Regions from separate parts of the Homo sapiens genome. Here region 2 is linked to region 1. A link is an interaction called in ENCODE POLR2A ChIA-PET data of the cell type or tissue named here. Cell type or tissue: OCI-LY7. All regions are shown on one strand. Each heading gives the region's core, and the rest is flanking DNA. Links, peaks and the distances in the headings are about the cores only. Region 1 has its middle 5.4 kb from the start of CAMK2D. Region 2 overlaps CAMK2D (calcium/calmodulin dependent protein kinase II delta).

Region 1 (4,401 bases), core at 164-4,163:
CAGTCGTTCAGAGACTGAAGAACATTAGAGAACATTCCAGAACATGAACCAGGTCTGGAAGCGGCATATATCACTTTTGCTCCATTTCTTTGCCAAAAAATTAATCTCAAAACAGGAAAATCTGGTATTCTAGCTATGTATTCAGCCCAAACCTTGTTTGTGTAGTAAGATGGAACAGACCTTGGTGGTTAGGTTTAGCCACATGTGTTAAGTCATTAGGCAAACAGATTTTTAAAACTTCTTTCTGCTTTTTGAAGGAATGAATCAACAAGTCTAAGCCAACTCTAGGAAACAAAAAAGCAGGAGAATAAGAAATAACAGGGCCCTTGACTATGTAGGAAATGAATAAGTAGCACCTGAATAATAATAAATTAGCACTGGTCGAGGTGGCTCACGCCTGTAATCCCAGCACTTTGGGAGGCTCGAGGCTGGCGAATCACCTGATGTCAGGAGTTCAAGACCAGCCTGGCCAACGTGGTGAAACCCCATCTCTACTAAAAATACAAAATGTAGCCGAGGGTAGTGGTGGGCGCCTGTAATCCCAGCTACTCGGGAGGCTGAGGCAGAAGAATCGCTTGAACCTGGGACTTGGAGGTTGTAGTGAGCCAAGATCGTGCCATTGCACTCCAGGAGAGAGTGAGACTCCATCTCAATAATAATAATAATAATAAATTGGCTGGACATCTCATTACGTAAATGAGACAGAGTACTATAATTCTGTAGGTTTGGTGATAATAGATTAAAAATATATTCTAAAGTCTATTTTGATTATAGTTTGTATTAGCTACCCGCTACATAGCATGTAGTGAATCCTTGGTATTGGCCCCTACATGATGAAAAAATAATTTTCGACTTTTGACCAAGGTAATTTAAAGGCTAAGCCATTGGCTTTTAGGAAAAGTTAACTTTTAAACACCAAGATTGTTGAGATAAATGCTACCCTCCTCTAAAGCTACATGAATCAAGAGAAGAGTACTGTTAAAGGAATTGACAAAGTGATAAACTGAACGTAATGAAGAGTAATGAAATAATCCAATGTAAATGAATATATGATTTTTTTTAAAGGTCTTTCAGGCCAGGCACAGTAGCTCACGCCTGTAATCCGTGCACTTTGGGAGGCCAAAGATTGCCTGAGCTCAGGAGTTTGAGACCGGCCTGGGCAACATGGTGAAAGCCTGTCTCTACTGAAATACAAAAAGTTGGACATAGTGGTGCATGCCTGTAGTTCCAGCTACTCAGGAGACTGAGGCACGAGAATTGCTTGAATCCAGGAGGTGGAGGTTGCAGTGAGCTGAGATCGCACCACTGCACTCCAGCGCCTAGGAAGCAGAGTGAGACCCCGTCTCCAAAAAAAAAAAAAAAAAAAAAGGTCTTTCAAACAAGTGGGAAAGGATAAAGATGGACAGATGGACTATTCAGTTAATGCATTGGCAAAACTAGCTATCCATTTGAGGGGAAAAGAAAATGAAAGTAGATACCTGCCTGCCTCAAACCATTCAAAAATTTTCAGACAGGTTAAAATACTAATCATAGTAAGTATAACAATATTGGAGGATCATGTAAGGCTTTTTAAACCTTGATAGATTTTGGTCTTTATTTCAAGATCACTGGAGGCATACCTGAAACATTTTAGCAAAGGAATGATGGGATCAAATTTATTTTCAAAAGATGTTTCTCTCAGCTGTGTGTAGGAGAGGGAAGAAAGCACAATTATTAATGCAGTTAAGAGGTTGTTTCCGCAAACTGGTTAGAGAAGACAATAGTTTGATCTAGAATGCTGGTAATGAGAAATGCAAGATAATTCTAGAAATGTTTAGGAGTTAGGGTATGTGTGGGTACAAGGAATGAGTATGAAACTAAGCAGTGAGTAGTTTGAAATGCCTGGTAGGGTGTACTAAAGACTTTTTGAACTTTTTTCCTAAAGATATATGGGGAGCTAATAATGATATCTATACTGAGAAGAGACATGATAGATTTGTTTAGTATGAATTCCTCTGAATCCAAGTGAGAAACGATGGTGGCCTAAACTAAGGCATTTGCAGTAGGAATGTTATGATGTATATGGACTTGTGATTGATTGTGGGATGACCCTGAAATTTCACTGAGATATGGAGGAGGTGCAGATGTAGAAGGAAGACATATTAATTTTAGACATGTTGAGTCAGAGGTGCAATGTCCAGGAGGAAGTTTCCTGTAGGGAGCGGGCAATATGAGTCTGAAGCTCAGAAAAAGACCTTTGCTACAGACAGAGATTGCAGGGTCATTAGCACTTTAGTATCCAGCTGATTCTGTTGGTGCTTCCACTCTCCGTTCTCTGGAATCCCAGTTCTGTGCCCATGCCCTAGTTCTGTGTGCATACCCCACTTCTGCAGTCTTTTCTTGTAATAGCCTCTACCTGTGACTTTTTCCTCAGTGGCATACTCTGGAGCCACTGGAGCTGTTCAACCCGCCAGGAAGGACGGCCAGACCCTGACCCCAAGGGAGTTTATGTCCGTTTGTTTCCCTCTTCCATTGCTAGTGATCAATGAATGACTGGTGAAGAAATAGGAAAGCCCTTGCTTTGAGGGTAACAAAACTGGGTATAACATATACTCCAGAGCTCCCTGAAAATAAGGCTGATGCTGGGACTTTACTTGAAGGCACATGCTGCTTTTTGTTTTTGCATTGTTTTTGTCCCATGTTCTCCAATTCTCTACTGACAAAGAGTCTCTCCTTCACCAAATTTTAGTTAGGCTTCTCTCAATCCTCTTTCCTACCCTCGACGTTTGAATTTCCATGTCAAATGTTTGCATCAGCCCAATTTTATTAAGAATCCTGCTAAGTTTGTTTATCCAGAATCTTCCAGCCTGCCTTCAGTAAGAATCTTGTTAGGTAGGTTTAGCCAGACTATCCCCTTACCTCAGAAGTTTCCTTTTAGTAATTTTCCATTCATCTACCTTCCTCCACTCCCACTCCTTAGATATAAATTCCCACTTTTCCTTTTTTTTTTTTTTTGCATTTGAAGTTCAGCCCAATCTCTTTCCCCTACTGCAAAACCCCCTTGCAGTGGTAACTATACCTACTGTGATAGTCTGAATAAAATCTGTCTTACTATACTTCAGCAAGTATCATTGAATGAGATTTTTTTCTTTAACATTATCCTTGTCCCTGGAAATACTACCTCAATAAATCCCTTTTCCATACATTCTTGTCTTAGGGTCTACATCTGGAGAGTCAAATTTAAGACATATGATAATTAACACAGTGATAGCTATGAAGGCAGCCTAGGAAAGCTGTGTAAAATGAGAAAAAAAGGCAACCTAAGATGGAATCCTAGGTTGAAAGCACTATCACTTACCACAGAGGCAGAGAAAAAAGAGACCAGGAATGATACTGAAGAAAAGAGGCAGAAATGTTGTGGAATGGGTGAGGTATTGTGAATAGAAAGTGTGGTATCAGACATGAAAACCAACAGAGAGAATTTCAGGTCAAGAGTATGAAATTATACAGAGAAGTCAAGTTACTTCAGGATTACAAAGAATCAACTAAATATTGCAACAAAGGGGCCTCATTATACCCTATTAAAGATTGGGCATTTTTAATATTTGGAAAGTCAAGACTGTTAATACCATAATATTGTTTTTTTTTTTTTTTAAAAAAAAGGTATTTTTGAGCACCTGTTGTGGCAAAAACCCTGTGCTAGTGATACAGTGGGGGGACTGAATGACAGTCCCTGCCAGGAAGGGTCTGACAGTCTAATTACAGTCCAGTGTAATAAGTGTTTGCAAAGTTGAAAGTCAATGAAAATCATTAGAGGTACACAGAAGAGTCAAAATCTGTTATTTTCTTTATTAATGACTCTATAACCTTTTATACAATTATTGTGTATTATACATCTTATTTAATGTACCTTCCTACTGCAATTCTTTTAGCAGAGTGTCAGGGAAACATGTATGTTCATGGAGGGTCAAGCATGCTGACCAATGTACTTGCAAGTAATGCAAAAGAGACATTTCTTCATTGTATGGATATCACTTGTTTTCTTATTTATTTGCACATTTATTTTTATTTTTAGGAAAAAGATTCTTTCAGCACATGATGAAACAAAGAAAATATCTTCTGTTGTTAGCTTTGCTTTTATGAATAGTTTGTTTTTTAACTGCAAATTCATCTTGCACTAATGGATGGTCTGGTAAACAGATTATCTGCTCATCAGTAGACTGTCTGGCTCTATATGGTTTAGTTATCATAGTTTGGAAAGGCAGCAACTTGCTGTTACTTTTTTCCCCTAGCCTCCAAATCTGCAGTGAAGAGTGGCTTCAACACAGCACCTGCTAAAATTTTCACAGGAATCTGCTATTTACTGATGGACTCTGCACTTTGGGGAGCTATAGAGATAACATTATCTCTTCGCTGTTTCTT
Region 2 (4,401 bases), core at 203-4,202, 180 kb after region 1:
TGTCAGTTCTGTGAGGTAGTGAGGGCAAAGATCTAACTGAGTAGAGTTATTCTGTCCCAGTTATTTTAAGTAAGATGTTACTTTTGTTTTAAAGAATATATGAAAGAGAAATATTAATTAGATTTTTCATAAATGCTTTTGAAGTTTATAAGTTTTGAATTACAAATTAGTAATCTAAAATTAACCAGAACTTTTATTGGAGCCTCAAAAAAAGCTTTCAAAGTAGAACTGGAAGAAAATTATAATTTATGATCTTGTTCATCTTTCTTCTTTGCTGTTCTCGTGTAGTGATAGACGTGTTAATGAAAAGTTTTATGCATAGGAAATTGACTATCTTGAATCATGATTATCCATTGACTTTCACTGTAATTTCTTATATTTCTTGTTAAAAGGGAGGATGGGGAATCAGATTTTAGAATTTTCTTTAAAGGAGTTCTGTCATTCTCCTAAATAACATACTTTTTTCTTCTGTGTCTGATATATTTCCATTTAATTGCCTGATGTTTCTCTTAGCAAGAAATTAAACCAATATACTATCAAGTTAACCTGTCTGTCTTCCCTATCAGATAGATCTCTATCTATATTTGTTTTCTCAGTGTCTTGCTCAGTTTCTGGAACTAGAAAATGCTCAATAAATATTCATTGAGCCAAAGTGAATGTTTAAGATTCTACATTCATTTATCCATTCACTTATTCATTCAACAGATACATTTAGTGTTTTTTTATGTAGCTGGTACAGTGCTGGTCCCTGAAGCCCAAAATGAGTAGGATTTTGTGCCTCTCTTCAAGATATTTTAAGTCTTTTGAATATTCATTTAACCTTATTAACATGCATATATTCAAAATATCATAGAGGTAATTTGGCCATACCATAGAGGTAATTTCCTTCCACCCTTTTGTATCTTCTTTGCGGGTTCTTCCTCATCTCCCAGACATTTAAACGTAGGAGTACAAGGGCTTGGTCCTTGGGCATCATGCATTCTCTGCTTATACTTGCTTCTTAAGAATCTCATCCAGTATCATGGCTTTAAATTATTCCATCTATAAGCTAATGATATCCAAATTTACAACTGCTACTCAGACCTCTACCCAAACTCCAGACTTGCGCATTCTGTTGCCTACTCACTATCTCTACTTGCATGTCTAATTGGCATCTCAAATTTAAGATATCTAAAACAGTTCTCCTCATCTCTCTAAGGTCAAAGTTACTCCTCTTAGTGGCAACTCCGTCTTTTTCAGGCTCACAGTCCAAAAACCTTAGAGTAATTATTGACTCATTGCGCCCTTCTCTTACTTACCATATTTGACTCATCAGCAACTCCTATTAGATTCAAAATACATTCAGAAACTGAATATATTTCACTCCGCTCCAGCCATACTGCCTTACTCATAGCCTGGTGCATGCTAGGCATATCTCAACTTCAAGACATTTGCACTTCTTGAATCTAATATATTCAGAACTTGAATCTGTCAGAACTTGAATATATCTTGAATCTCCACAGCACCCCCTTGGCCAAAACCATTATCATCGCTTGCTGGATCACTGTAAAAGTGTCCCAACTAGTTTTCCTCTTTCTACCCTCACCTTCATATAGTCTTCTCTCAACACAGTAGCCAGAGAGTTCCTATCAAATTCCAAGAGCATGCCACTCCTCTGCTCAAAACACTCCATTGCCACATTGCCTACTGCTCTCCTTCTGACCCACTCAGCCCCAGCCACACTGCCTACCTCACAGCCTGGGACATGCTAGGCATATTGCAGCTCAAGGTATTTGCACTTCCTCTTTCCTTGGCCCTGAGTGTTCCTCTCCCAGAAACCTGCATGGTCTCCCCAGCTCTCCTCTCAGAGCTTGGCTCACAGAGGCCTTCCCTGCCCACCAATCTAAAAGTTGATCTGCTTTCTTCACCAACTTTTCTTAATTCCTTCCTTGGCTTTTTTTTTTTTTCTTTTTTGACACCACTATTAAACTACCATGAATTAATTTATCTGGTTAATTTTCTATATTACCAACTATGACGTAAGCTCCATTAGTGCAGGGACTTTTTTCTCTTTTGATCACTATTATCCCCAGTGTCTAGAGCACATAACAGATGTTCAATAAATACTTTTGCAGAAGAGCACATGAGAAAACTTCTGGGAAGAATATAGCATTGTTTTGCAAAGGGTTTAAAGAGTTGTAAGTGAATGTTTTAGGTTTTCTTTCATCTACTTGCTACTTTGGTTACATAATGGTGCCTCAGTGCCAACTATTGCCTAAGTAATAGTTAATTAGTATGCTCAGAATCATAGAAATTGATTTTTGGTCAGTACTAAAACTAGAGATTTGGTTTAGCCAAGTATCTGCTTTTGAGCAAAATGAGACATCATGATACGTTTTAAGAAATGAAAATAGTTATGCCTGTATGGTCTAAATAGAGGCAGTGTTGTCTCACATGGTATTTATGATGTACTTAAATTGAAATATGATTTTTCTTTATTATTATGATGCTTAATGATTTGAAGTATCAGTATGTACCATTTACCTTGTCTTTTTCTTAGAAACATTTGGCTACTTATTTTTAGCCAGCAAGTAAAGTAGGATATTCAATTACCCGGGGAGCCTGATACTAATGGCTATAATTATTTAAGCAATTGAAGTCTTTCCTGTCATTTTCTTTCTCAAACCCACAAGGTGCCAAGACTGAAACATGCAACGTATATACATGGATTAATATATTTTCTCAGTGGTTGCATTCTTCAATGGAGTCTCTGGAAAGAAAGACTCTTTTGTTTGCTTTTTTAATCTCTTATTTTGGAATCTGAAAACTATTCAACCCTTTCCAGAAATGTTGACCCAAATGGGGCATTTTCATGGGCAGAAAGAAATATTTTCTGCCTGCTCTTGCTTGAACAAAGAAACCTACTGATCTGGATGACATCATCATCATATTTGGCTTCTTTTCCTAGTATTATTGATGATACAGACTTTTTCGAAGGGTATGCTTAGCTGATAATTGTGAAACCCAAAACACTTGGGGACTATGACTAGCGTGTACTGATGATAGACAGCCTCATGCCATAGGAATTGCAATATTTAGACCTTTAAAATTTAGGCCCAGAGTTTGGAAAAACTTTATAACTGACTGTTACTAATAGTCTGGAGAAGGAAGAACACTTTCCATATACACTTAGATTTAAAGCATTGTTTCTGTAACTTTGTGTTTCAATATTAACTATTTCTCAATGAAACTATTTCTCAAAGCAACCTCAATCCTTCAGTTCTCTTTAGTTGTTCAGATAATCTCTTCCTAAAGAAAGCAAAAAATAATTAAGAATAAAGACCCTGCTCTTCCTTTTGAGTGTTACGGTGTGAAAGAGAGTTTTAGAGACTGGGATGTTGTCTCTGCTGAAAAACCTAACTATGTGAATAAGACCTAAGAGTAAAAAGCCATAGTCACAAATGAAATTTGCCTCAGGCGCATGTTACTGAATTGCCTTTATCAGCATGTGAAATTACTTGAAAGTCATTTTGATTTTGTAAAAGAATGTCTGGCCTTAATAAGAGTGAACATTTGTTAAGCACTTACCATGAACTCCTCCTTCTCAAACTGACAAGCATATACACATTGTCTCATTGACAGTAACTCCATAAGGTATATAGTATTATTCTAATTCTTCTTTACAGATGAAATTGAGGGAGGAGAGTTTATTTGCTTTACCTAAGGTCACAGAGTAAGTGGCTGTGCTAGGATTTAAACTTAGATTTGCCTGACACTGAAAATAGTGCTATGAACAACTGTAAAATATTGCTTTATATTTACTCTTTAGCAGAACTTAGATGATGGGGTATTATGTGCTTGCATTTAGTTTTGAATGGTTTGTTTTTATCTCTTTCCTTAAAACAAAAGTTAACAAGAGACTTTCTGAAGTCTTATTTTTTATTCAAACTGTTTTTTGTATCCCTTCCTTGTTCCATGACCCTGTTCTTTTACCTGCATGCCCTGAACATGGAGCTAACGGACCACCAATTTTGTCTCTTTATTACTATAACCAGCGAATATTCATAGATAGAGGCTTTTCTGTAAGCTTCTGGATGTTATAAGCTCTCAATCAGTAGTACTGGAGTGGGTTTGTTTCTTAAATAAAGAGATAAAGCCTAGGTTTGTGAGAGCTGGTTCTATTTGGACCAAAGCATGATCAGAAGGTGTTTTAGTAACAGAATTGAGCTGAGCCTCACAACCTAGGTTGTTCTATTGAGAAAAGAAGTGTGAACAAAACCTTTGTAGCTAGAATCACATGGATTGATTTGGGGGTGTTTTGCTGAAAAGTGGTTGACAATAACATGTAAAAATTAGTGCATTCTTCAGGACTCTTTATATTGCAAGGGGCAGCAATCCAAAATAGCTTTGGCCAAAAAGTTA

What was found. ChIA-PET counts read pairs that join two places held together with the same protein. Peaks named below come from ENCODE experiments on the same cell type or tissue, not always from the same donor. Only the 100,000 strongest peaks of a DNase experiment are listed, where the experiment ranks them.
Region 2: POLR2A ChIA-PET joins it to region 1 with 5 read pairs; 4 of 35 experiments call an interaction of 5 or more read pairs at or near these places.

The regions. Positions count from the first base shown.
Region 1 is chr4:113,764,898-113,769,298 of GRCh38, reverse strand. No RefSeq gene overlaps it. Among named protein-coding and RNA genes, the nearest start is that of CAMK2D, 5.4 kb to the right of the region's middle. In OCI-LY7, for the core only: no CTCF peak of the experiment used is centred there; no DNase peak of the experiment used is centred there.
Region 2 is chr4:113,586,434-113,590,834 of GRCh38, reverse strand. The region is part of intron 4 of CAMK2D (calcium/calmodulin dependent protein kinase II delta); the gene reads left to right. Among named protein-coding and RNA genes, the nearest start is that of CAMK2D, 170 kb to the left of the region's middle. RefSeq lists an enhancer at 2,290-2,459. In OCI-LY7, for the core only: no CTCF peak of the experiment used is centred there; a DNase peak (open chromatin) is centred at 1,774.